Regions from separate parts of the Homo sapiens genome. Here regions 1, 2, 3, 4 and 6 are each linked to region 5. A link is a loop called in an ENCODE intact Hi-C map of the cell type or tissue named here. Cell type or tissue: PC-3. All regions are shown on one strand.

Region 1 (4,000 bases), 220 kb before region 5:
CATATATATGCAAGTCTAACCAATACAAAAGCTTGGATATATTTTTTAGACCCTGCAGCAGTCTGAAAAATGTGAGAACTTTGAAAATCATCTTAATTTCATAGATGGGAGTTGAACTCACCCAGGATTAGATCATGACTAAGTGTTACTGAGATTCTGCCAAACTGTGTAGGGTAAAATGGAAATGAGGTGAAAATATGAGAGCAGCTATGGTATATTGCTCTTTTTGAAAATTTCCATCAGAATTATGTAATAAACTAGAGTTGGTAGGGTAGGTGTCTTAGACCTTTTCTATTACTTATAACAGAATACCTGAAACTGGGTTATTTATACAGAAAAGGAACTTATTTCTTAACAGTTATGGAGGCTAAGTCCCATGTCAAGGGGCTGCATCTGGTGAGGGCCTTCTTGCTGGTGGGGACTCTGCAGTGTCCCAGGAAGGCTCAGAGTATCACATGGCGAGGGGGCTGAGTGTGCTAGCTCAGGTCTCCCCTCCTCTTTTTTAAAGCCACCAGGTCCCCTCCCAACATAACCCACTAATCCATGAATGGATTAATCCATTCATGAGGGCAGAGCCCTTATAATCCAGTAACTCTTTAAAAGCCTCATCTCTCAGTATTGCCACAGTAGGGTCCAAGTTTATCTCAATTGCTTACCCTTTTTTTCTTTTTCTTTGTGAAACTGCCTGATTTCAGAAGATGTTTAGCTCAGTAAATATACCAGAGATTTGTTGTTTTGTAAAACAGTCTTTATTCTTTTCTTCCAAATGTGAGATATTCTAAGTGAAATGAAGACTTTTGTCCTTTATGCTTGCTGAAATTTGAATGGCTTGTTTTATAGCAGTCTTTTTTCCCTTTTTCAGGAACTCTTTCCAGTTAACAGACAGAGTGTGGATCATTTTGCTAAATACTTCACTGACGCAGGTCTTAAGGAGCTTTCCGACTTCCTCCGAGTCCAGCAGTCCCTGGGCACCAGGAAGGAACTGCAGAAGGAGCTCCAGGAGCGTCTTTCTCAGGAATGCCCGATCAAGGAGGTGGGAGACCACGGGCAGACATCACCTCAATACACATGAATGAGAGGAATTACATGGGCTGTGTAGCAAAGGCTTTCCTTAACAAGTCTGTCCTATGCTTATTGCTGTAAACTTTGTCCACTTATTCCTACCATTTAAATTAACTCAGCTTCAAAGTATTGATTTAGAATCCTCCATTTTTGTTAACACTCTAGGATGGTCCAGAAATTAATAGTGATTTCCACACAACTGACTTATTTTACCAGGCTGCTATGATTTTCAAAATATTTCATCTGTCAAAGAGATTTGACCATCCACTATCAGTATAGCCCATTATATGGTAGTTTTAAAATTTTGTTGCAGGTTATCTAACCTGATTAAGCATTTGTCTAGTGTTTGGAATTAACACTGGATTTTTTGTTCATCACTCTGTATGAATATGTAACAGGCTTTTTATTTGAAAAAAGTTTGAATTCCTGTCATGGGAAAAGACTAGTTGGATCAGTGACTTGTTTAATCCCACTCACACTTGGAAGAGCTGTGTTTCCCTATAATGTAAAAGCTATATTTTTTATAATACGCATATACATAGTTTATATATACATGCTATAGTTCACAAAGCAATGACTATATCTTTTTTTTATTTTTAGTGTATCTGGAGAGAGCTTTCTATTTGAAGTTTTAAAATCTTTCATGCAACAATTTAAAAATTAATATAAAGCGTCCTTTCTTTTTTTCCACGTGCTCTAAAATGCCTGACCCACACCTCCTTCCATGCTCCAAGCCCTGCTTGGCAGCTCACATGGTTGAAGCCTGGAGAATGTAGGACTGATACTATCCAGCAGGTGGAGGTGTTGGAATGACAAATATTCTTAAGTCTCATGGTATTAAGGATAGCAGTATATTTAATCATATTTCTCCAAGCAAGAATTTGTACATTATTTTCCATGGGGAAAAGAAGCAAACATAAAAAGCCTTGTGATGCTTGTAGATGCCAGGATGTCACACTTTTATGTGGCTTCCTCCAGCCAGCACAGGGACTGGGACTGCCCGGCTCCTTCTGCTTTTGAAGGCTGCTCAAGTCACTGCTGGCATTTCTACACTCCAGGCCAGAAGTCAAGAAAGCAATGTGTTTCCAGCAAAAAAGAAAAGGGAGGGAAAAAAAAGGTGTTACTACTACTCACAAAGTAGTATGCTGGAGATATACGATGACTTTCAATCACTTCTGAGGCCCAAACCTCTATTTATTATTTTATTTTAAAAGGAAAAAGCCTTTCAAATAAATTTTAGGCAAGCCTATATTCCATACTCTCAGGGTTGAGTATAAATTTGCATATTTATACATAATTCAAAGGAGAAAATAAGTTGCTGAATACTGCTGAATTGATGTATATGAAATTTAAAAATTGCCTTTGCACTTACAATTTATTTACAAATTAACTTTTCACTGAGATGGGGCATAAGGATCATCAAAAGTAATCATTGAAGAATAAATTGTGGAGAATGGACCTGTACAAACCCAAGATGGTATCCATCAAGAGGTTTTAAAGTTTAGGGATGGGATAAAAGTTCACAACGCTGTTGCCTTCTTTAAATCTCCAAAAAGTCAAACTGGCTCAAGTATCCCTACTCTACTAGACTCAAAGGGGTTTCTCTATGAGGAAACAAAAATCCTCTCTTACTCCACATTATCCAGCAGCTCCTGGCCAGAGCTAAGCCTATTAATTTTGGGACTAAAAATAAATTTGCTTTGAGAACAAATCATTATAGTTTTTCTCCCTCTTCCAGTCTGAGAATGCAGACAAGGAAAGGAGAAGCTAAGCAGATTGTTTCTTAGCTGCCCCAAAACCTTGATTGACTGGGCAGCTAGCGGGGAGATGGGAGCCCTCCATCTGCCTGTTACTTTCTGACCCCATTTCCATGTAATGTAGGTGGTGCTTTATGTCAAAGAAGAAATGAAGAGGAATGATCTTCCAGAAACAGCAGTGATTGGTCTTCTGTGGACATGTATAATGAACGCTGTTGAGTGGAACAAGAAGGAAGAACTTGTTGCAGAGCAGGCTCTGAAGCACCTGAAGGTAACAGCCCTTAGCAAGGAACTGACCCAGCCAAGGGCAAACTGCAGCTTTTTTTGTTTGTTTGTTTGTTTGTTTGAGAGTGCAGTGGCACGATCTGCGCTCACTGCAACTTTGAACTCCTGGGCTCAAGCCACCCTCCCTCCTCAGCCTCCCAGGTAGCTAGGACTACAGGCGCGTGCCACCACGTCTGGCTAATTTCTTCATTTTTTGGTAGAGATGTAGTCTCGCTGTGTTGCCCAGGCTGGTCTTGAACTCCTGCATTCAAGCTATCCTCCTGCCTTGGCCTCCCAAAGTGTTGGATTGCAGGCATGAGCCACCACGCCGGGCCCAAATTTGTCTTAATTGAGAGTATGACAAATGGGTTCCAACTACAATTACCCTAGACTCAGACTAAACATATACTTCCTAATTTTTTTCCAAGTTTGCACCCAGCGTTCATGAGAACATAGCAGTGAGTAAACTGTCCATGTTACTTTGATCAGGGAAGGCCCTTTGGAAGAGATAAGTATTGAATTGAGTAAGTCTCAGAAAAACAATGGCTATGCCTCAGTGTCAGAAAGTCAAGGATATTTCTAAATGAATGCTTTTTATCCCAGCAGCTCATCAAGATTCCTTCCCTGTACCCACTAAGAGACCAAATATGAGAATCTGCCTATATTAAAGATAATTGCTGGCCTGCTATGTCTAAGGGATATTTCGAAAATGAGGTCATATCCTCATAGAATATCCATTGTATTATTGGACTGTGGCTCTGCCATTGAAAAAATGTGAATCTTCTTCCCAGTTCCCTCACAGGTCGACTATACTGCTTTGTTCCTACTGTTCTGTTCCCCTCACCCCATTGGGCACAATATGATGATAAAAGGTGTCAATCCTGAAAGTCAGTCTTTTCTAAGCAACCCTCCAGGTT
Region 2 (4,000 bases), 120 kb before region 5:
ATGTATAGGAAAAATGAATCATCCATTTCAAGTAATGAGCCATAGAGAAATGTTAGTAATGATGAAAAGGAAACTTACAACCAGATTGAGGAGGACAAACTGCTCTGCCAATTTCTGGATTTCTTTATTTTCAGCAAACACTTTCTTTAAAGCTATAATATAAAGAAAAATCATTAAGCATCCATCTTAGCATTGGTTAAAAGCTTTGTTCAATTTTCAGTTAAATTGCATTTTATTTACTTATTGAATTGCATTTTAAATACAGTATTCTACTTTGGCCTTTTAGCAAATGATTAGTGAAGTAATATCTATGGCATTGACTACCTCTGCTTTCTATTCACTCATTCATCCATTCATTCATCAATTCATTTTTTTCTCCAGCTCATATTTATTGAATGGCTGCCATGTGTTACGCACTGTGTTCTGTACTAGGGATGGTGCAGTGAACAAAAAAAAGCATGTGTTTTTTCACAGAGCTCACATACTTGTGTGGGAGACAAACCATAAACAAAGAAATAAGTAGATGATACTTTCAGGTAGAGATATGTACTTTGAAGAAAAATAAAGCAAAGCAAAGGGTTTAAAAACTGTGAGTGGTCAGGGCAGATCTTCCTGAGGAGCTAACGTTGAAGTGAGGGAGTGGTCCATTTTGGGGTAGGCCACTGTGGGCAGGGGGAACTGCAAAAGCACTAGCTGTGAGGTGGGAATGAGCTCACCTGTGGGAGGAACAGCACGAAGGCCAGGCTGGAGAGAGTGAAGAAAGCAAGAGGAGAGTGGTAGGAAGGGAGAGATAGCCATTGGCCTGATCATGTCAGCCTCATAGGTTGTGATCAGAAATTTGGATTTAGTTCTGTGATAAGAAGCCACTTGAGCACGTGAGTGATGGAATCTGATTTATGTCTACCAGCCTCACTCTGGCTTCTGTGTGGACTGGCTGTAGGGTGGCCAGTTAGGTGACTGTTATGGTAGTCTAGACAAGATCTGATCTGGGCTTGGACCAGGGCAGTAGCATGGAGGCAATAGGAAGTGGTTGGATTTGGGCCCAGTGCAAAATGAAAGGGTAGAGCCCCTTGTTGAAGAATTACTAAGACTTTTAAGACAATGATAGCCAAGTTTAAACCAAGTTTGGGAACCTTCTAAGCTTGGGGCCCTGTGAGATGGCACAGGCTTCATGCCTGTGAAGCTGGTGCTGGTTTAAGGATATATTTTGAAGATAAAGCCAGTATTTGCTGGTGTATTGAATGTGGACTGTAAGAGAAATCAAGAAGTTGAAGATGAATCCTAAAACTAGTTTTTCAAAATATGTACCAATGGTTATCACAAAATGTGGAGATATTTGAAGTCACTTTTAAATATGTTTTTACTATATAAAATATTCTTTCTTTAATGCAACTGTGGTTCTAAAGATACAAACATGAGTGATCTGAACCCTGGCCCTAAGGCTAAAAGCCTATAAAGGAAATCATACTTAGAAGAATAAATTACCTTGACTGTGTGGGCACTCATCCAAGTGATGAATAATCATCAAGGGTTTGTTGCTTTAAAAGACAGAGATTAGACAAATTTTAATGAGTAAGATTTCACATATATCTAGATGTCACTAGGTGGTGCTCTTGAGAGCTTTGAGGGAGCTCTGAGTAATCCTGATCTTTACCTTGTCTTGGATTTATATAGAGCTTCTTCATATGTCTGAGTCCAGATGAGTTGGTCACCCCAACCTAGAATGAAATGAATCAGTATATTTGAAGCTTGTATAAATTCAGACCCAAAGCTGTTGAAAAGCAATGGTAAAGACTGGGATAATAGACCCTATACTAAAGAAGAAGAAAAACCCCTGGAGAAAGTAGAAATAATTATAAACAGTGATAAGTCTAGAAGGAACACAACCAAAAATAACCTGGCACCAGGTTAGAACCAGGTTTAAGCACCAAGAGAGAGGAAATCTTTTCCAATTAAGTAGCAGTTGGAAGCCAACAAGAAGCTGACTCCTACCTCTGGAGAGGGTCTGGGGCAGTTTGGGTCGAGAGTCCTTTGTGTCCTTTTTGGCTCCAGGTTTGACTGTGGTATCTCTGGCCAGAGTGTAGGAGAGGGCCACAAGGAGCAAGAATGCTGACACTGGAATTTTCTCCATGGCAACTCTAGTATGGAAAACCAACCAAAATCAGTAAACAAAATTGAACTAGCAGTCTTCAGGGTCTGCAGGTTGCCCCACAACGGTGGAATATACCAGAAACTGAGGCTCTGCTGAGACTGGACATACGAGATTGGCGTAAATAGCTCTGTTCCATGGGATTTTCCTAAGAATACAGGTGGTCTTTGACTTACAATTGAGTAATGTTCCAATAAACCCATTGTAAACTGAAAATATTGCAAGTCAAAATGCATCCAGAGTAGTCTCTCCTTTCCCAGGGTTTTACTTTCTGCGGTTTCAGCTAACCACGGTCAACCGCGTCCAAAATAAGTGAGCACAGTGCAATAAGATATTTTGAGAGAGAGACCAAATTCACCTAACTTTTATTATAAGATACTGTTGTAATTGTTCTGTTTTATTATTAGCTCTTATTAATCTCTTATTGTGCTTAATTTATAATTTCAACTTTATCATAGATATGTATGCATAGGAAAAAACATAGCATATGTAGTGTTTGGTACTAATGTGCGGTTTCAGGCATCCACTGAGGGTCATGGACCATAACCCCCACAGATAATGGGGGAACTACCGTAATACACCTAACCCACTGAACACCACAGCTGAACCTACCGTAAATGTGCTCAGAACACTCACATTAGCCTAAAGTTGGGAAAAGCCATCCAACACAAAGCCCATTTTATAGTAAAGTGTTAAATATCTCAAGTAATTTTTATGAATACTCTATTGGAAGTAAAAACCAGAATGGTTATATGGATACTTGAAATACAGTTTCTACTGAATGTGTATTGCTTTTGCACCATCATAAAGTCAAAAAATTAAGTCAAACTTCTGTAAGTTGGGACTGTTTGTATATAGTATGGATAGCTGTCTATTGATCCACATAGATAAAGACAAAAAGATATAGATCTCTATAGATATAGAGTTATCTATATAGATATATATATCTATATAGAAATAGATAAATAGAGATATATTTTGAGAAAATAGATATACATACTCTAGTAGCTAAGAAAATTTACATTTACTTTTTTTGGAGACAAGGGCTCACTGTGTTGCCCAGGCTGGAGTACAGTGGCACAATCGTGGCTCACTGCAACCTCCACCTCCTGGGTTCAAGTGATCCTCCCTCCTCAGCCTCCCAAGGAGCTGGGGCTACAGGCACGTGCCAGCATACTTGGCTATGCTTTTGTATTTTTTAGTAGAGATGGAGTTTTGTCATGCTGCCCAGGCTGGTCTCAAACTCCTGACCTCAAGTGATCCTCCTGCCTTGGCCTCCGAAAGTGCTGGGATTACAGGAGTGAGCCACCACGCCTAGCTGATATCTTAGTTAAATTACTTTTTCTTTCTGGTATGCCACAGTTGATTCCCAGGAAAAACTAAAGCCTATGAAAAGGAAAGTACATGGCAAGATAAGTTTTGTGAGTGAGGAGGGAGGGAGGGAGCAAAGTGAGTTGCTCTAGCAAGTCACTAAGGTTGTCCACGGGGCCGTAACATGGAAGGCTGGAGATTTGGGATTCTGATAAAACCAAACACTAAAAGTGCTAAAAAGGAAATATGAAACCCCGGCACCTAACTCTAGTATTGGTGAATGGTTTTGAATGAAGTCAAATAAACTCTGCAAGGAATTACTATTGTTAAGCAGGAAGTTTTTCATAATCTAATATCTTGAGTGGAAACCTTTGCTAAGCATTAGCTGATTTTTTTTTAAGTGTTGCTAAGCTACCAGATCGAAATGATGTTTTGTATTTAACTGACCAATGATTAACTAATCCATAGTATGTAAGCACAAAATGTCTTACTCAGAAAAGATGTAAGCAAAAATCAGGGATATACTTTGTTCATTTTCTA
Region 3 (4,000 bases), 72 kb before region 5:
AATGGTTTTATGCCAGGGAATGGCATTGCCCTTGTGCCATTTTTAAAAAGTTTATTCTAGTTTAAATAATAAAGGTATCTATTGACTCACAAAGGGAAAAACCAGAGCATGGAGAAAGGGTAAGATGTCATTGTAGTAATGTATGTAAGGGAGTAGTGATTAAACCTAGGCTAGTGACATTGCAAATAGAGAAAAACACATATAGAAAAAAATATATTTTGGCACTAGCACCAACAGGACTTGTTAAAGGGTTGTTTTTAGGAAACGAGGAATACAAATAATCATGGATGACCTCCCCAAAACTGTAGGAAGGTTTTGGTTTAAAAAATTAAGATGATGCCATTTACTGAAATGGGAGTAGCTGGTTTGGGCATGGGTGGAAAACAAGGATTTCAGTTCCCGATATGTTAAAGTGTAAAAGAACTGTTTTTCTTTGATGAGGATATGCCAATTATATAGTTTTATATATGAGTGTGTGACTCAGTGGAGAAATCAAGGCTGAAGATATGGTTTGCGAGACATCAACATGTAATTGGGTTTTAAATAAATGAAATGAGATGAAGTAATCCATGGAGAGATTGTAGATAAAGAGTTAAGGAGAGCCTGGGATAGAGCTCATGCACTTCAAAGTTTGGAGGTTGACTAGAAGAGCTTGGGACGAGATTAGGGAAAATTGGCCAGAAAGGCAGTTGGGAAATGGAGGATGGAGAGTTACAGTAACAAAAAGAGGAATTGTTTCAAGAGGGGTATTAACACTGTGGAATCCTGATGAGAGTTTGAGTAGGGAGTGAAAGATATGTATATAATCAAAGAATAATTTAATCATGTTTTATATTTAAGACAGATATGTTCTAATATCTATGCTTTGAAGATAATATTTCATGAATGATGAATCATAATTAAGCAGAATGTCATTTATATGTCCATATATTTCAGAGAAAAATAAATAAATAAATAAATAAATAAATAAATAAATAAAGTAAGCAGAACATTTTACCAAAGTAATGATTCTAATTCAACTAACTCTCAGGCACTATAAGGCTCTATCCAATAAAAAGAATTGAAAATATTCCCATATTTACTTGCAGTTCTCAAAGAACATTAATGGAGATCTATGCCATAGTTCATAGCCTCATTTCTCTTAAGTGTCTTTCCTTTTCTCCTTTAATTCTCTCAAATTTGTAGAAGAGAGAGGGGAGAGGGGAACAATGAATGTGTGTGTATACACGTGTGTGTCTGTTTGTCCCTAATATTTTTCCCACATCTCTTGCAGATACCCATCTCTTTTGTTTCTCTTTTATTCCACCTTCCCCCATGTCTTACCACACTGCCATCTCCCCGTGGTTGCTGAGATTTTTGGTCCTAGTGCCAGCCATTGGAGACCATTCTCGGAGGATTAAAAGACCCAATTATTTCTCTGGACTTTCCTCCTGGAGGGAAATGCAAGAAGTTCCTTGGAAAGTGTGTATTCTTCTTTCACTCTGATTGATGTTTCCTTGTAGAGAAACTCAGAGGAATCAAATTATCTTTCTTCTTAAATCTAATTTGCTAGCTCTGTTGGATGAGAGAGTTTAGGGTTCAAATGGCTTCTCTTTTTGGGGGAATATTCATTTTAAATAAATTTTCCTACTCATTAATTCCAAAAGTCAAAATGCCAAATTTTAGAGGACTTAAAACATTCACTGAATTTGTGAAATAGTTTTTCATTCCAGTGATTGAATCTTGCTTTTCTTTTGTTGCTGCTTTGGAGAAGGTTAATGTGCTTCCCATAATGTCATCACTCTGTTGAAATCCATCTGTCCCATAGCTCGGCAGTGGTGCAGCCCTTTCAAGTTCTGCAGGGAAACAAGATCAAATAAAAATATCCAGCTCTTCGACAAGTATATGAAAAACAAAAAGAAAAAGCCCATAAAGAAGAGACAGAGCAGATACCCTTGCCCTAAAGGTGTAATGTGAAACTAATGTTTTGTTAAACCTGTTGAGCATTACTCAGATTTCTTCATGAGTACATTCACACCTGGGGGAAAAAAATGACCCCTGTCATACTATGGAAAGAAACAACAGAAATTACTAGAGGAAGGAAAGTAGATAGGCTCCATTTTCTGGTTCCAGTTGGAAATTTAACTTGAATCTTTTTGTTAGAGCTAAAATATGCTTATACTGTACATTTTTAAGAGTTCTCTCAATGGGAGAAACATAGCAGTTCCTGAATATAACTCACTATGCTTGTGCCTTCCAAACATTTTCTTTCATTTTTCAGGGCAGGTTTGAAGCAGAAGAAAAAGGAAAGATAGGAGTCGCGGCTTATTCACTCACTTCCTATAATGTTCAAATGCTGAGGTGTCCTAAAACTTCTGATATTCTTTGGAAGCTAAGCTGAAGAATTTTTTTTTATTTATTCTGGTCCAGTGCAAATATTTGTCCATTGAGCAATATACGGCACATTAGAATCATAAATCCACCATCTGCTTAAAATGAGCCAACACCCACCTGTAAGGAGACGGTTACAGGCTGGTATTGTGTTCCTCTAGTGCTTAAGTGAAGGCCACTGACGCTGTGGGGCCCTGCTTTGTTTGAGCTGCCCTGTGCTAAGATTGCCTGATAAAATTCCAAAAGGGTGTGTACGTTTGCTGCAACCCACAAAGATTACTTTCAGGTTCCCTTGGAGAAATCTTTTCACAGTAATGGGGGCAGAAAGAGGCCAAAATGCCATCAGCTTTGGATATGTGGGTGCATTTGTGGATTCTCTGCTCTGATGTTCTAGTGCAAGGAATGAAATGAATGAATAGGTCATTTGGCATTCCGCGGTTATGTCAGCAGGCATGACTGCTGTCACATTAACTGAGCAAGAAAGGGATCTTCATCACCTTACTCCTAGCAAGTACTGAAAGCAGGGTAGAAAAAAAGACACTCTGCTCATAGTAGTTTATCTTTTACTTTTTATTGATTTATTTAATTTATTTTTTGAGATGGACCCTCACTTTGTCTCCCAGGCTGGAGTGCAGTGGCGTGATCTCGGCTCACTGCAACCTCTGCTCCCCCGGTCTCAAGCCATCCTCATGCTAGTTTATCTTTTAAATGACCGTAAGTCCCCATTTTAAACTGACAGACATTCGACTGATACTATACCTTAGAATTCTCCCTGAAATATTTGTTCTTGCCACTCAACAGGAAGCTTATAGAATCTGGAAAATGAATTTGTAGTGGGGGCTTGTTCTCTGAAGTAGCTATTATCGCTTTTAAAAGAAGCCCTCCTGGCTGGGCATGGTGGCTCATGCCTGTAATCCTAGCACTTTGGGAGGCAGGGGCGGGAGGATGACTTGAGCCCAGGAGTTTGAGACCAGCCTGGGCAACATAGCGAGACCCTGTCTTTACAAAAATATAAAAAATTGTCTAGGCATCGGGCTATGCACCTGTGGTCCCAGCTACTAGGGAGGCTGAGGTGGGAGGATGGCTTGAGCCTGAGAGGTCGAGGCTGCAGTGAACTGTGATTGTGCCACTGCACTACAGTCTGGGTGACAGTGAGACCTTGTCTCTAAAAAAAAAAAAAAAAAAAAAGGCTCTTTAGAGGACAAAAGTTTCAGATTCACCATAACACATCAAGCGTTCCCCTGAAGGGCTTGCCTCTGAGTTTATTCTTTGGGAAAACCCTAATACAAAATGAAGGCAAGAAATCCACTAGTTATCGTATTTTAGATTTTGAAAGTTGGTTGTCTAAGACTCCTGGGTGATTTAGACAAATTTCTACATGTTATTTGCCGAATCTAGGTATGAAAGCAAATCAAGCAAAACCTGTTCGTTTGAGGTATAGTGCTTTAGTCTGCAATTTTTTATTATTTTAGATTCAGGGGGTACATGTGCAGATTTGCTACATGGGTAACGTTGCATGATGCAGAGGTTTGGGCTTTTAATGATCCCATCATTCAAGTAGCAAACGTAGTACCCCATAGACAGTTTTTCAATCCTTGCCTCTCTTACCTTTTGGAGTCCTCAGCATCTA
Region 4 (4,000 bases), 160 kb before region 5:
CTCCATAGTAGTCTTGCTCCCTTCTATAAATATACCTGGCGCTTTGCAGCACCCACCCTGAAAACAAACCCAGCACCCCTGCATTAGCAGAGAGCTAGGCCATCTGTGCAAGCTTAGATTACCTCCTTGGAATAGAGAGGCTGCCTTGTGGTCACCAACAGGAGAAGGAGGTTGGGTCATTTTACCTTTACTGTTCCTTTGTATGTGAACATGACTGCAAGCTTTGAAGGCAAGACAGAAACAGGCATTGAGTACGCTTTTATGGCTAGTTAGTAAGAATCTGGTCAACATGGTCATTAATAGTAGACTTGGGAAAAAAATTTTAGAACACCTGGTGATACAGTTCCTTGGAGATACATGTCAAGTTTCAGATCAAAATTCATCTGTATCACCCTGAGGTATGCTTATCACCCTGGCTGTTTATTAAGTAAATGCTGACCAGTTCTCTAGGGTTTTTTTTTTTTTTTTTAAATCAGTGTGAGTGGCCTGCTTGGAACTTTAAATTCCTTATTTTGTGACCTGAGTTCTGTTTTTTTTCTGCCAATGATTTAGTCATCTGTTTGCCAGACACTTAGTCTTACAGTGCCTGCTTACACAGAGTGGAATGTCTACTTTGCATACTTACTTCACTGAAGGGTCTATATCAATGTATAATCTTTTTTAAAAAGGCAAGTTATTTTAAAATGAAGTTCCTTGCTTTCTAGACATCATTTTTAGTTGTATTTAGAGTATATCAGGAAAGTGAGGCGAAAGAAAGGTGATTCTAAAGGGACATATTAAGACTATTTAATATCTATTCTAAATTATTGACCTTCAAAGTGTGTGTTCTATTGATTTTAATAGCTATGCAGTAAAACTTAATGAATTGGAAATTCACGGGACAATAAAAATGGCTAGCCCTTTTAAATCATAGACTTTTTAGACAAAGGGACATTTCTTAAAATGAATTAGTGGCTGCTTGCTTCTTTTACATTGTAAATAGGCTTAAATAACTGCAGCAGTTTAAAGTGGAGGCAAGTGACAGGTAAAAGTTGGATCAAGTCTTAGATAGATGCTGAAAATGTGCCATGGCCATTATTTAGCTTCTATTTCTCCCCTGATCTCTTTCTCAACATTTTAAGATGAAAAAAATGTGAGGCAGTTGGGGATGGGATTGAGCATGAAGACTTGGGAGACATTTCTCTATAAGTCATGAATAGAAACATTCTTTGTAGGTTCTAATCCCACCCTGGTCACTGCCTCTAAAATGTGCTCAACGCTACAGGATTACATTTGAGGTCATTTCTAAAAGTGTTGGTTAAACCAGGATTGCATATGGGAACGGCAGATGCCTGAAACATCATCATTGCTGTGTTGAAGCATTTTACTGAGGAACTTAGGACTGTATCAGCTGAACTGTCCACATGCTCTGGTGGCTTGCTGATGAGCCTGAGATTCGTGCCACATTCATGATCAGCTCAGAAAGCATGTCACTAAAAACAAGTTGGAAGTCCCAAACAAGGAAATTTGATCACTAGGCAAAATGTTAACAGTTGATTTTTCTTGTTGTTTATGGCTTGATTATTTTAGTTAATAGGATCGCCAGTACTGGACAAGCTTAAATTAGTGTAGTATGTGTTAACAGTTTGTAAATATAGAAGAAAAGGGGGAAGCTACATTCCTGAATTCACCTTCACAGTATTCTAAGAGAATGACTTGCCTCAGAGCTTCCTGCATTTAAAGAAACTTTCAGTTTCTTCATTCAACAATTATTGAGTGCCTACTGTGTGCCAGGCTCTGTTCTCAGTTTGGAAATACAGCAGCAAACCAAACAGGGCGTAAAAATCAATGTGCTTTTATGAAGGCTCTTTTTTATTTACTACCTTTTATACATATGTTTTCAGGAATTGTATTCAGTCAATAAACTTTTGTCTACTGTGTGCACTCTTTTGAGAACTGTGGGAAATAATAAATACCTATAAAGGCAAATGCATTGTGAAGACAGGATCTAGATGAGAGACATGGAATGGGAAAATTAAATGGCGTATAAGGAATATACTGACTTTAGGTACCATAAAATTTAGGACTGTGGCAGATATTTGTGGGTTAGAGAAGTTGGGGGAATAAAGGAGGTGTGATTGAATCAAGGAAATGTAGAAATAGTGTGTGGGTCTTTTTGATACCATTTAGGATATACATAAAAATGAAAATGATTTGGGAAAATGACTTATTTTTAATAGTTTATAGGAATATTTTAGGCTGAAAAGATTTTGACAAGTAGTGAAAAAAACTTTTGAAAATTATGCTTAGTGATTTGTGGGAAATTTTAGAAAATATGAAATAAAATTTGTATTAAAATACGTAATATTTTGAAGCTTTATAATGTGTCTCCTTGTGCTTCTTAACCAGAGAAGAAAGCTCTATTAAAAACAAACAACCAAAAAAAAGGTAGCTGACTTTGTTAAATAGAACCAAACTGAAAAATATGACCAAACATATATTTACTGGGACTTTTTAAGAGTTGCCCTGCCAGTTTTAAAATCAGGAGGGAAATTTCAGAAGTTGCAGTTTTGTTTCTCCTGTGTGTGTTCATTCTTATAACATCTTTCCATGTTTGTTTCTTTCTCTTTTTCGTGATTCTTTTTCCTTATACTTTTGGTTGTTTTGAGAAAAATTCTCATGCAGCATAAAAATTATACTGAATTACTTCATAAACACCTTAATTTATATTTTTATCACCTCTGAAGTTGGGATGCATTTTATTGTTTCTATTTGTATTTTTGAGATGGAGTTTCACTCTCGTTGCCCAGGCTGGAGTGCAATGGCGCGATCTTGGCTCACTGCAACCTCCGCCTCCTGGGTTCAAGCGATTCTCCTGCCTCAGCCTCCTGAGTAGTTGGGATTACAGGTGCCCGCCACCATGTCCAGCTTATTTTTTGTATTTTTAGTAGAGACGGGGTTTCGCCGTGTTGGCCAGGCTGGTCTTGAACTCCTGACCTCAGGCGATCCACCCGCCTCGGTCTCCCAAAGTGCTGGGATTACAAGCATGAGCACTTTATCTACTATAAAATGCTCCCGGCCTGGGATGCATTTTATAGTAGATAAAGTGTGCCATATCTGTTAGATAAAAAAATACGACCATACAATTTATGGGAAGAAAATTCTGTTTTTAATCTGTTAGATAAAAAACATATGTCCATACAAATTATGGGAAGAAAGATCACTGGATTTATGAAGAAAACTGAAACTTTTCCAACTCTGTTACTAGACAAACAGCTTACTTTGAGTTTCAGTTTCTTCATATATAAATTGGTGATGATATTTTTCAGTCGTCCCCTCATGAAGCTGTGTAAGGATAAAATCAGATAGTATATAAATGCTTTAGATGTATAATAGAAATAAAATTAAGTTGTTACAGCTTCAGGTGGAAAAAGTTGAATTTTGCTGAATTTATAGACTTGGCTTCTTCTTTCCAGCTATTCTTCACAGGTAAAACTTGCATAAAGAAAACTCGTATAAAACAATATTTTGTTACTTTTAGTCTGCAATGATCAAGGTTAAGTGCAGAAGCACAGCTAAATATTTTAAAGCATGAAAGTTGGCATTAGGTTAAAAAGTAGTAATATTAAGTAGGAATTACTTTTATTTATCCACTGTAGAATCGAATATTTCTTGTAATACCCTTTTTTTTTTTTACATAATTGGCCAACCTTTCAAACGTGTCTGTGGGTTTCCTCTACCGTTTCTCTTGAATGAATCTACTTCCTGTAAAATTGTATTATAATTGTAACTGTTTGGGGTTATTTGTGAGTCTAATGTAAGTTTGAGATGTGCCCAAGTTATTTTCTGTTTTTTATTCTAATAATGAATATTAATTGAGCATCAATAGCAGTGAACAAAATCCCAATGGCTTGCCTTCATGGAGTTTATATTTATGGGGGTGGACAGATGATAAATAAGTAAGTAAATTATATATCGTATTAGAAGGTAAACAAGTTTTATGGAGAAAAATAAAGCGGAG
Region 5 (4,000 bases):
TTGATTTATATTTTGTACTGAAAGTTTTATTTTTTGAAATTAGTCTGTTGGCAACTTCCAATGTATGTAGAAATGTATGTACCTAAGAATGAGCAGAAAAAGCATGGGACATGCTGTTTATCCTGGGGCAAAGAAAGATTACCCCCACTGGATATATTTTAAAAGGCGACAGGAAGCAAAAAATAAAGTTGTGTTTTGCATACAACATGAGTTGTGCTTAGTCAACACACCATAAATAGTATTAAAGGGAAGAAAACTGATGGGCCGTGGTGCTAGGAGTTGGGCGGGGGGCAGCGCAGTGTGAAGAATGAATAAATTGGAAGCGATGCTTTTGTGTGTTGGGGCCTCTTGGGGTTGCTTTTGTCCTTATGCTCCCTCCCATGTGACCTGTGGGATCTGCCATGCTTAGGAGCTTAGGAAGGCCTCTCTGTCCTGGGGATGCCTGAGAGAGCTTTCTCTCATCTTAGGTCTGTCCTGATTTGCTGTGGAAAAGGTAAAATGACAAGGGCTAATGTTCAGATGTGGCTTCCAGTAAAGGGACTCTGGTTTTTGTATTATGCCAGAGAAACAACATAGTCTAGTCCAGTCCATGACGGTTGATCCTAAGTGCCTGGGAATAAAATCTTATTGAATTTATTAAAACCATCATCATGTGCTTGAAGTGTTCCTTCTCCTCCTGAGGGTGATGGTATCAAATGACTGAATGAGAAAATGGAGCAATGGGTTCTGACCAGTCCTCAATTTATCTTTACTTGTGAGATGGCTAATGACTTTTTTTAGAGAGAAGAAAAAACTCTCATATAGTGTTAAATTTGTTAAAAACAGATAACCTTTATAGATCCTTACGTAGGATGTGTCTATCAGAAAGATTTAGAATACTTAATGCTGTGCTGTACTTCCTTTTTCTTCAACTTTTGCATTATATATCAAACTGTTTACTCAGAATAGTGTCATAACAGCAAACGACTATCTGTTCATGGAAAGGTCAAATTTCAAGTACGCAAATAACCTATTTCTTTCTCCCTTCTTTGCTGCTGAAGTTTAGCTTCCTTTTGTTTCACACAGTAAATGGAGTTGGCATGATTTCTGTGTTGCAGGGTGCCTTTCTGAATATTGTGCAAAGTCTTTGTCCTAGACAGTTTGACTCAATGGAATATCACCTTTCACTCTTAACTTTTCCCATACAGAAATAAGGTCAAACTTGTTTTAAGCTTTGACTGAATTCTGAATACAACTGGTGCTTAGGAGTTAAATGAACTTACCTGTCTAAATGGCTTGAATGAGGGCCACCTGCATGTTCAGTGGTTTCAGGTTATCTACCTTGATATTCATCTAGTAAACCTGTCTTTGAATGTCTTTCCAAAATGCTGGGAATCCTAGGGCACTGTGGCACTATGTGTGATGTGGGGTGACATGGCTGAGGATGTGGGCCTTGGAGGGAGTCAGGTCTCAGTGGATCCTGGTTCTACTCCTTGCAGAGATGTGTGAGTTGGGCAGAGAACATAACTTATCTGTTTTCTCCTTTTTAAAATGAAAATAATACCCTTTAAATTTATCGAGATTAAAGAGAAAGCTGATGTGAGGGTGTAGTAAAGTGCCTACCCATAGAAAATACCCTATCCATGTTAGTTAATAATGAAGGTAATGTTTTAAAAGCTGTTTCCGTGAGTTAATTGAATTAAATTTCTTAGGATTTCAGAACCTTAAACATACCCGACTAATGCCAAGAATAGTAAAATGTATTTCAAGCATGAAGTGGATTCAAAAAGTGAATTATTCCGTATTTCCTATATAATAAGGGGCTTGAAGAAAATGGTCAGGCAGCTTTTAGATTTCAGAGTTATGTTGGCAGCGCCACCTGCTGTTGAAAATAAAAACACTTCTGGAATATTTTGAGAAGCAAGAAATACAATTATGAGTTCTTTTCTACTTTTTTCAGCAAAGGTGGGCCAATCTGTCATTTCTTTAACTGAGAAATTTAATTTTATTGAAGAGCTAGGTGACAAATACCTGTAACATTCTTTTGAAGTATCAGTCACTGTCTTTAAAGAAATGATTCCCTAATGATGTCATCATTAACTTCTTAATCCACTTAGTGACTAACCCTTATTATCAAGGGATTAGTTTCTTTATTTTAAGGTATCTTGATCTCACATTAAAATGTTGAAATAAAAGACTCACATCACTCTAAATGTTGCATAGTTTTTCTCGCTTAGCCCAGAATCAGATTAATCAGGACACGACATTGGTTGGCTTTTTACTCCATTTTACAAAACAATCTATAAGTTTTAGGCCCACATGAAAGAACTTTTGAGTGTGACACTGAGAACACATACAGGTATCTGTGTGTTATATACCCTAGATTGTACCCTTGCTAACAAAGGGATAACTCAAGCCCTAAAGCCACTTGGGGCAAGCGCAGCATTTCGGATATCTAACCATAAGTTGAAATGGTTATATAATAAATTCTCTATCAGTCATGTGGCAAATAAAGGAAGATCTCACATGAAATACATTTCCCATCATCTTTTTTATTGTGGTAAAATTCACATCGTATAAAATTCACCATTTTAACCATTAAAAAATGTACAATTCAGTAGAATTTAGTACATCAACATGTTGTACAACCATCACCACTCTCTAGTTCCAGAACATTTTCATTACCCCAAAAAGAAACCCTGCACCCGTTAAGCATTTACTCCTCATTTCCCCCTCAACCCCTGGCAGCCACGAATCTGCATTATGTCTCGATGAATTTGCCTATTATGGATATTCCATACAAATGGGATCATACATTATGTAGCCTTTTGTGTCTTCTTTCACAAAGAATAATACTTTCTAGGTTCATTAATGTTGTAGCCTGTATTAGTTCTTCCTTTTTATGGGCAAATAATATTCCACTGTGTGTATATACATATATACTAAAATTTGTTTATCTATTCATCCATCTACAGATGCTTTAGTTATCTCCATCTTTTGGCTATTGTAAGTAGTGCCACTGCAAACTTTTGTGTGCAAGTTTTTGTTTGAACACCTGTTATTTAATTTTTGGGGGTGTATATGCAGGAGTGAAATTCCTGAGTCATGTGGTAATTCTATGTTTAACTTACTGAGGAACCATCAAACTTTTCTGTGGTGGCTACCCTATTTTGCATTCCCAGCAGCAATGTATGAGAGTTCCAGTTTTGCTGCATTTTCCTCAAAGCTCTTTTGAGGATAACCATCCTCGTGGGTTTAAAGTGGTCTCTGCATGTAGTTTTGATTTGCATTTCCTCAGTGACCTTGATAATCTTTGGATGAGCTTGTTGGCCATTTGTAGATCTTCTTTGGAGAAATGTTTATTCAAGTTCTTTGCCCCCAATGATTTTTTAAAATAGCATTATAAGGATAAGACTTGAGAGGAGAGAATCGTGGTTAGGCTCTTCAAAGCTGTTAAAAACAGGCCGGGCACGGTGGCTCATGCCTGTAATCCCAGCACTTTGGGAGGCTGAGATGGGAGGATCCCTTGAGGCCAGGAGTTTGAGACCATCCTGTCCAACATGGTGAAACCCCAACTCTATTAAAAATACAACTCTATTAAAAAATTAGCTGGGCGTGGTGGTGGGCGCCTGTAGTCCCAGCTGCTTTGGACACTGAGGCAGAAGAATCGCTTGAACCCGGAAGGTGGAGGTTGCAGTGAGCTGAGATCACGCCATTCCACTCCAGCCTGGGTGACAGAGCACAACTTCTGTCTCAAAAATAAAATAAAATAGAGTTGTAAAAATCAAAACCTACTCTGGTCATCTCAGGTGTGTAGTGATTATTATAAGGCTGCATGGGGAAATATGGAAGCACGAGAACCAATCTTAGCAGTAACGCAGTGGTGTCTCATGAAGAAATGGAACGCACTTTACTATTGTTCAAATGTTCAGCAGTCATTTGAGGGCCCCTGTGCAGGGTTATGGTAGGCACTGGAGCCGTGGAGAAGTGTGGCGGCCTGGTCCCCAGAAATTGGTGTCCC
Region 6 (4,000 bases), 220 kb after region 5:
ACATGAATTCCCTGATTCCCAATCCTTTCACAGTTCTCCTTTATATCAAGATTTCATAAGCATTATACATTAAAAAAACAGTGAGAAGTACGTAATAGAGTATACCTACCAATATTTAGTATATTGGAGAAAAGCAGGAATACAAACATCCTATAAATGGCAACATATCTGATCATGAGATGACTGGAATAAATAAAAGCACAATTTATACTTAATTTATACTCACCTGAGATGTAGAACAGTTAATGCTTAGTCTTTGATCGCAGCAGAACATACAGATGATTTCTGCTAACATCAAAGATGAAAAGAGCATTAATTGTTCTACTTTTCAGTTGAACATATTATCAACTACAGCAAGACATGATATTCTTTACTTTAGAACTTTACAGTCTAAAGGGAGAATGACAAATATAAATGTAACTATAAGGTAAAATATGATCACTATCATAAAATAAAGGGTTTGATGACCTCAAAGGAAAGAGAAAGTGTGTCTCCTTGAGGGAACCAGGCTAAGTCTCAAGGAGGAGAGACCATTTGGGTTGGACTGATTAAAAAGTTGACAAGAAGAAGGGAACATGCTGAGCAAAGCTAGAGCGGGGAGGTAATAGTGATAGTTAAGAAACATGAACTAATCCAGCACAGGTTTGGGGTAGGTCAGGAGTAAGCAATAAGTAAAAAATTTGGCTAGATCTATATTTATTGAAGTCCTTAAAAATAGCCACCAAAGACTTTTGATTATTTTAACAAAGCTATCTAAGGCAAATTGGATGAAATATTAACATGATTGGGTTAAGAGGTCATCTCAGTTGTCTCTCTAGGTCTAGATTTCAAACGATAGTGTGCATACTTGTCTCTGGAGCAAATAAAAAAGCCAATGACTGTGACTAGGCCCAACCCTTGATTATGATTCACTTCATAAGCTATGGGGCCCAGAAATCCATATTTTTTATCAGGTGACTCTGTGCACATTAGTTTGAAGTTTGAGTGTCTAAGTGAAAGGAGAAAGCCTGACCTTGAGTGTGTCAGAAGAAATGGCTAATAGGTTATAGGTGAGATCAACCTGGCACTCTGACTGTAAAACCTGAATTTTTATACATGACTCAGTTTCAGTTCTGAGGCTTATTTTACTGAAGCATCAAAAACAATCAACGTTTCTTAAACTATACAGTGCTAATTCTCAGAATTGCTTCCTGAAGGTGACTGTAAAACTGAGCACTACCTTAACATACATGGTTTGTGGTTGGATCTAACAGGTTGGGACTAAATTGAGACTGCTTCTTATCCTCCTAATGTCTTAAAAGCCTGGTTGGGCTGCTAAGAGAGATTACAGGAAAAGAATACAGATGAGTTTGAATTCTCCCAGGGCAGGGATATTAACTAATTTGTCTCTTGTAACAGGGTCAATGTTTGTGGAATGAATAAATGAGTGAGTGAATGAATAAACAGGAAATGTGGTTGACTTTTGATGAAAGTTTATAGGACAGTCGTTCAAACACTATCAGAAAATCTAATGTCACCAATGTCCTATAAAATATTGTTCCAGGAAGGCGCTATGACTTTCTACCACAACTGGAAGCAAATGTAACACAAAAAGCAAAAACCTCCTTATTCTTTGTTGGCCTATATCTCCTATCCCAAAAAATACTTCCTTTTTCCTTGGAAAATTCTGGCAAAGATGTCATGAAGCTCCCCCTTAGAAGAGAGCCTCAAGGCAATACAGTTTGCTACAAGGCAAACTTTATTTGCTCCTAAGAATTGTAGCTGCAATAAACTCTGCATGAACAGTATTTACAAATATTCCATCACTTAGTGGAAAAAAATCTTGGGTGCTGCTAAGAATGTGTCTGGCTGGACAATGTTAAATTTTGGAAAACAACTATTTTCTAGGCTGTTTACTAGAATATAACTATCATCAAAATATATTCATGGAGCATTTTTTTTAAAACAGTGAGAATGCCTGTAGTTCAGTAGCTACTGAAGTAATCTCTCCTGTGAAAAGGAGGAGGCCAGCAATAAAGAACAGCATCTCTACATTTATACCCATACAGTATTATTTCTAATATGTTCGACTTGAATTCTCACTTAGATAAATAGATTCCATATGAACCTAATTAACTGGCGTTTCAGTTTCCAAAATGTTATGTAAAATGTAGTGTTTTAAATTGAAAAAATGCAGATGGGAATCTTGAAGGTGTTTGATTTATAGCTGATGCAACAGTTCCTTTTTCTGTTACAGCAGAATACTAACATTATGCTTAGATGATTTAAAGTAGATGCTGTTTATTTTATTTGACTTTCACTAGGATTATAAAGATGACAGTGCTCTACTACAGAAGAGATTTTCTTATTCTAACAGACAAATGCATTTCTAGCCATTATATCACGGCATACATTTTCACAATGTAAATAGCTATTTAATGGAAATGATGAGGCCACTAATGTAGACAAAGTAGCTATTGTCTGAGAGCCCCTGAGTCATCTTGTGTCACAGAAAATATAGTTATTAGTTTTAATCATAACCCTATGGCATTTTAGAAACCTTAGTATCTAACTTCAATATATAGAGATATATAATTAGGAAAATACTTAGACTTAAATTCCACATTGACTGGCATTATAAACTTTGCTTTCTAGTAATAATTAGATGGCTGATCAGAAACTATGTATTACATGGCCTTCCTTATGAAATGAGGCAGCTTTTAAAATTATGTATCATAGGCCAGCTGCAGTGGCTTATGCCTGTAATCCCAGCACTTTGGGAGGACGAGGCTGGTGGATCACCTGAGGTCAGGAGTTTGAGACCAGCCTCGCCAATAGGATGACACCCTGTCTCTACTAAAAATACAAAAATTAGCTGCGTGTGGTGGCATGCAGCTGTAGTCCCAGCTACTCTGGAGGCTGAAGCAGGAGAATTGCTTGAACCTGGGAGGCAGAGGTTGCAGTGAGCCGAAATTGTGCCATTGCACTCCAGCCTAGGTGACAGAGTGAGACTCCATCTCAAAAAAAAAAAAAAAAATGCATCATATACTATTTTAACAATGGTCAATTATCACAGTCAATTCCATTTAAAAGTAATTTTTGATGCAAAAATATGTCATATCGAACTATTTTCCTAATGGGTTACAATATTGACATTATATTCTTAGGCTCTTGCAAATTATAATTAAAGGTATATTCTATCTGGAAAATGAATGTGTCAGTGATTTCTTTCTTTTTTTTTTTTAGATAACTGTGTTTGCCATATGTTTATCATCTAGGCATATGCTGAACTGTTGTGTATGTTCAATAAATAATAAGAATATGAATGTATTTTAGATTTGCTTAGAAATATAATCAACATAGGCTGGGTGCAGTGGCTCACACCTGTGATCCTAGCACTTTGGGAGGCTGAGGCAGGCAGATCACCTGAGGACAGGAGTTCGAGACCAGCCTGGCCAACACGGTGACACCACGTCTCTACTAAAAATACAAAAATTAGCCAGGTGTGGTGGCATGCATCTTAGTCCCAGCTACTCAGGAGGCTGAGGCAGGAGAACTGCTTGAACCTGGGAGGTGGAGGTTACATTGAGCCGAGATTGTGCCATTGCACTCCAGCCTGGGCGAGAGAATGACAGTCTGTCTCAAAAAAATTATGCATCATATACCATTTTAACAGTGGTCAATTACCACAGTCAATTCCATTTAAAAGAAATTTCTGATGCAAACATATTTCATAAAATTAACCATATGGCATTTTAGAAACCTTAGTATCAATTTTTTTACTGCCTGATGGGTTACAATATTGACATTATATTCTTAGGTTCTTGCAAATTATAATTAAAGGTATATTCTATCTGGAAAATGAATGTGTTAGTGATTTCTTTCTTTCTTTCTTTCTTTCTTTCTTTCTTTCTTTTAGAACCATGTTTGCCATATGTTTATCATCTAGGCATATGTTGAACTATTGTGTATGTTTAATAAATACTTAATAAGAATATGAATGTATTTATTAGATTTGTTT

Evidence for each region. A loop is a pair of places that touch in the nucleus more often than their neighbours do. Peaks named below come from ENCODE experiments on the same cell type or tissue, not always from the same donor. Only the 100,000 strongest peaks of a DNase experiment are listed, where the experiment ranks them.
Region 1: it touches region 5 in a loop (11-fold over the local background); 80 of 110 quality-filtered maps call a loop at or near these places.
Region 2: it touches region 5 in a loop (11-fold over the local background); 66 of 110 quality-filtered maps call a loop at or near these places.
Region 3: it touches region 5 in a loop (5-fold over the local background); 4 of 110 quality-filtered maps call a loop at or near these places.
Region 4: a loop joins it to region 5, with 3 times the contacts of the local background. A loop is called at or near these places in 3 of 110 quality-filtered maps.
Region 6: it touches region 5 in a loop (2.1-fold over the local background); 2 of 110 quality-filtered maps call a loop at or near these places.

What each region holds. Positions count from the first base shown.
Region 1 is chr7:16,693,972-16,697,971 of GRCh38, forward strand. It overlaps BZW2 (basic leucine zipper and W2 domains 2), which reads left to right. Exons shown (of 12, transcript NM_014038.3): 8 at 863-1,033; 9 at 2,944-3,090. Among named protein-coding and RNA genes, the nearest start is that of BZW2, 50 kb to the left of the region's middle. In PC-3, a CTCF peak has its summit at 1,861 (motif pointing right); a DNase peak (open chromatin) is centred at 1,840; H3K27ac peaks cover 641 bases.
Region 2 is chr7:16,799,666-16,803,665 of GRCh38, forward strand. It overlaps AGR2 (anterior gradient 2, protein disulphide isomerase family member), which reads right to left. Exons shown (of 8, transcript NM_006408.4): 2 at 1,993-2,138; 3 at 1,655-1,718; 4 at 1,486-1,538; 5 at 79-152. The coding sequence starts at 2,131. Among named protein-coding and RNA genes, the nearest start is that of AGR2, 3.3 kb to the right of the region's middle. In PC-3, a CTCF peak has its summit at 1,604 (motif pointing right); a DNase peak (open chromatin) is centred at 1,546; H3K4me3 peaks cover 838 bases; H3K27ac peaks cover 1,736 bases.
Region 3 is chr7:16,844,983-16,848,982 of GRCh38, forward strand. No RefSeq gene overlaps it. Among named protein-coding and RNA genes, the nearest start is that of AGR3, 35 kb to the right of the region's middle. In PC-3, no CTCF peak of the experiment used is centred here; a DNase peak (open chromatin) is centred at 2,499; H3K4me3 peaks cover 2,069 bases; H3K27ac peaks cover 2,763 bases.
Region 4 is chr7:16,755,090-16,759,089 of GRCh38, forward strand. All of the region lies in intron 1 of TSPAN13 (tetraspanin 13), which reads left to right. Among named protein-coding and RNA genes, the nearest start is that of TSPAN13, 3.3 kb to the left of the region's middle. RefSeq lists a silencer at 1,255-1,549. In PC-3, no CTCF peak of the experiment used is centred here; no DNase peak of the experiment used is centred here; H3K4me3 peaks cover 1,602 bases; H3K27ac peaks cover 482 bases.
Region 5 is chr7:16,916,632-16,920,631 of GRCh38, forward strand. No RefSeq gene overlaps it. Among named protein-coding and RNA genes, the nearest start is that of AGR3, 37 kb to the left of the region's middle. In PC-3, a CTCF peak has its summit at 1,858 (motif pointing left); DNase peaks (open chromatin) are centred at 1,020 and 1,850; H3K4me3 peaks cover 1,758 bases; H3K27ac peaks cover 2,547 bases.
Region 6 is chr7:17,138,183-17,142,182 of GRCh38, forward strand. All of the region lies in intron 1 of LOC107986772 (a long non-coding RNA gene), which reads left to right. It overlaps LOC101927609 (a long non-coding RNA gene), which reads right to left. Exons shown (of 12, transcript XR_007060234.1): 10 at 110-183. Among named protein-coding and RNA genes, the nearest start is that of AHR, 160 kb to the right of the region's middle. In PC-3, no CTCF peak of the experiment used is centred here; DNase peaks (open chromatin) are centred at 1,429 and 2,449; H3K4me3 peaks cover 1,258 bases; H3K27ac peaks cover 4,000 bases.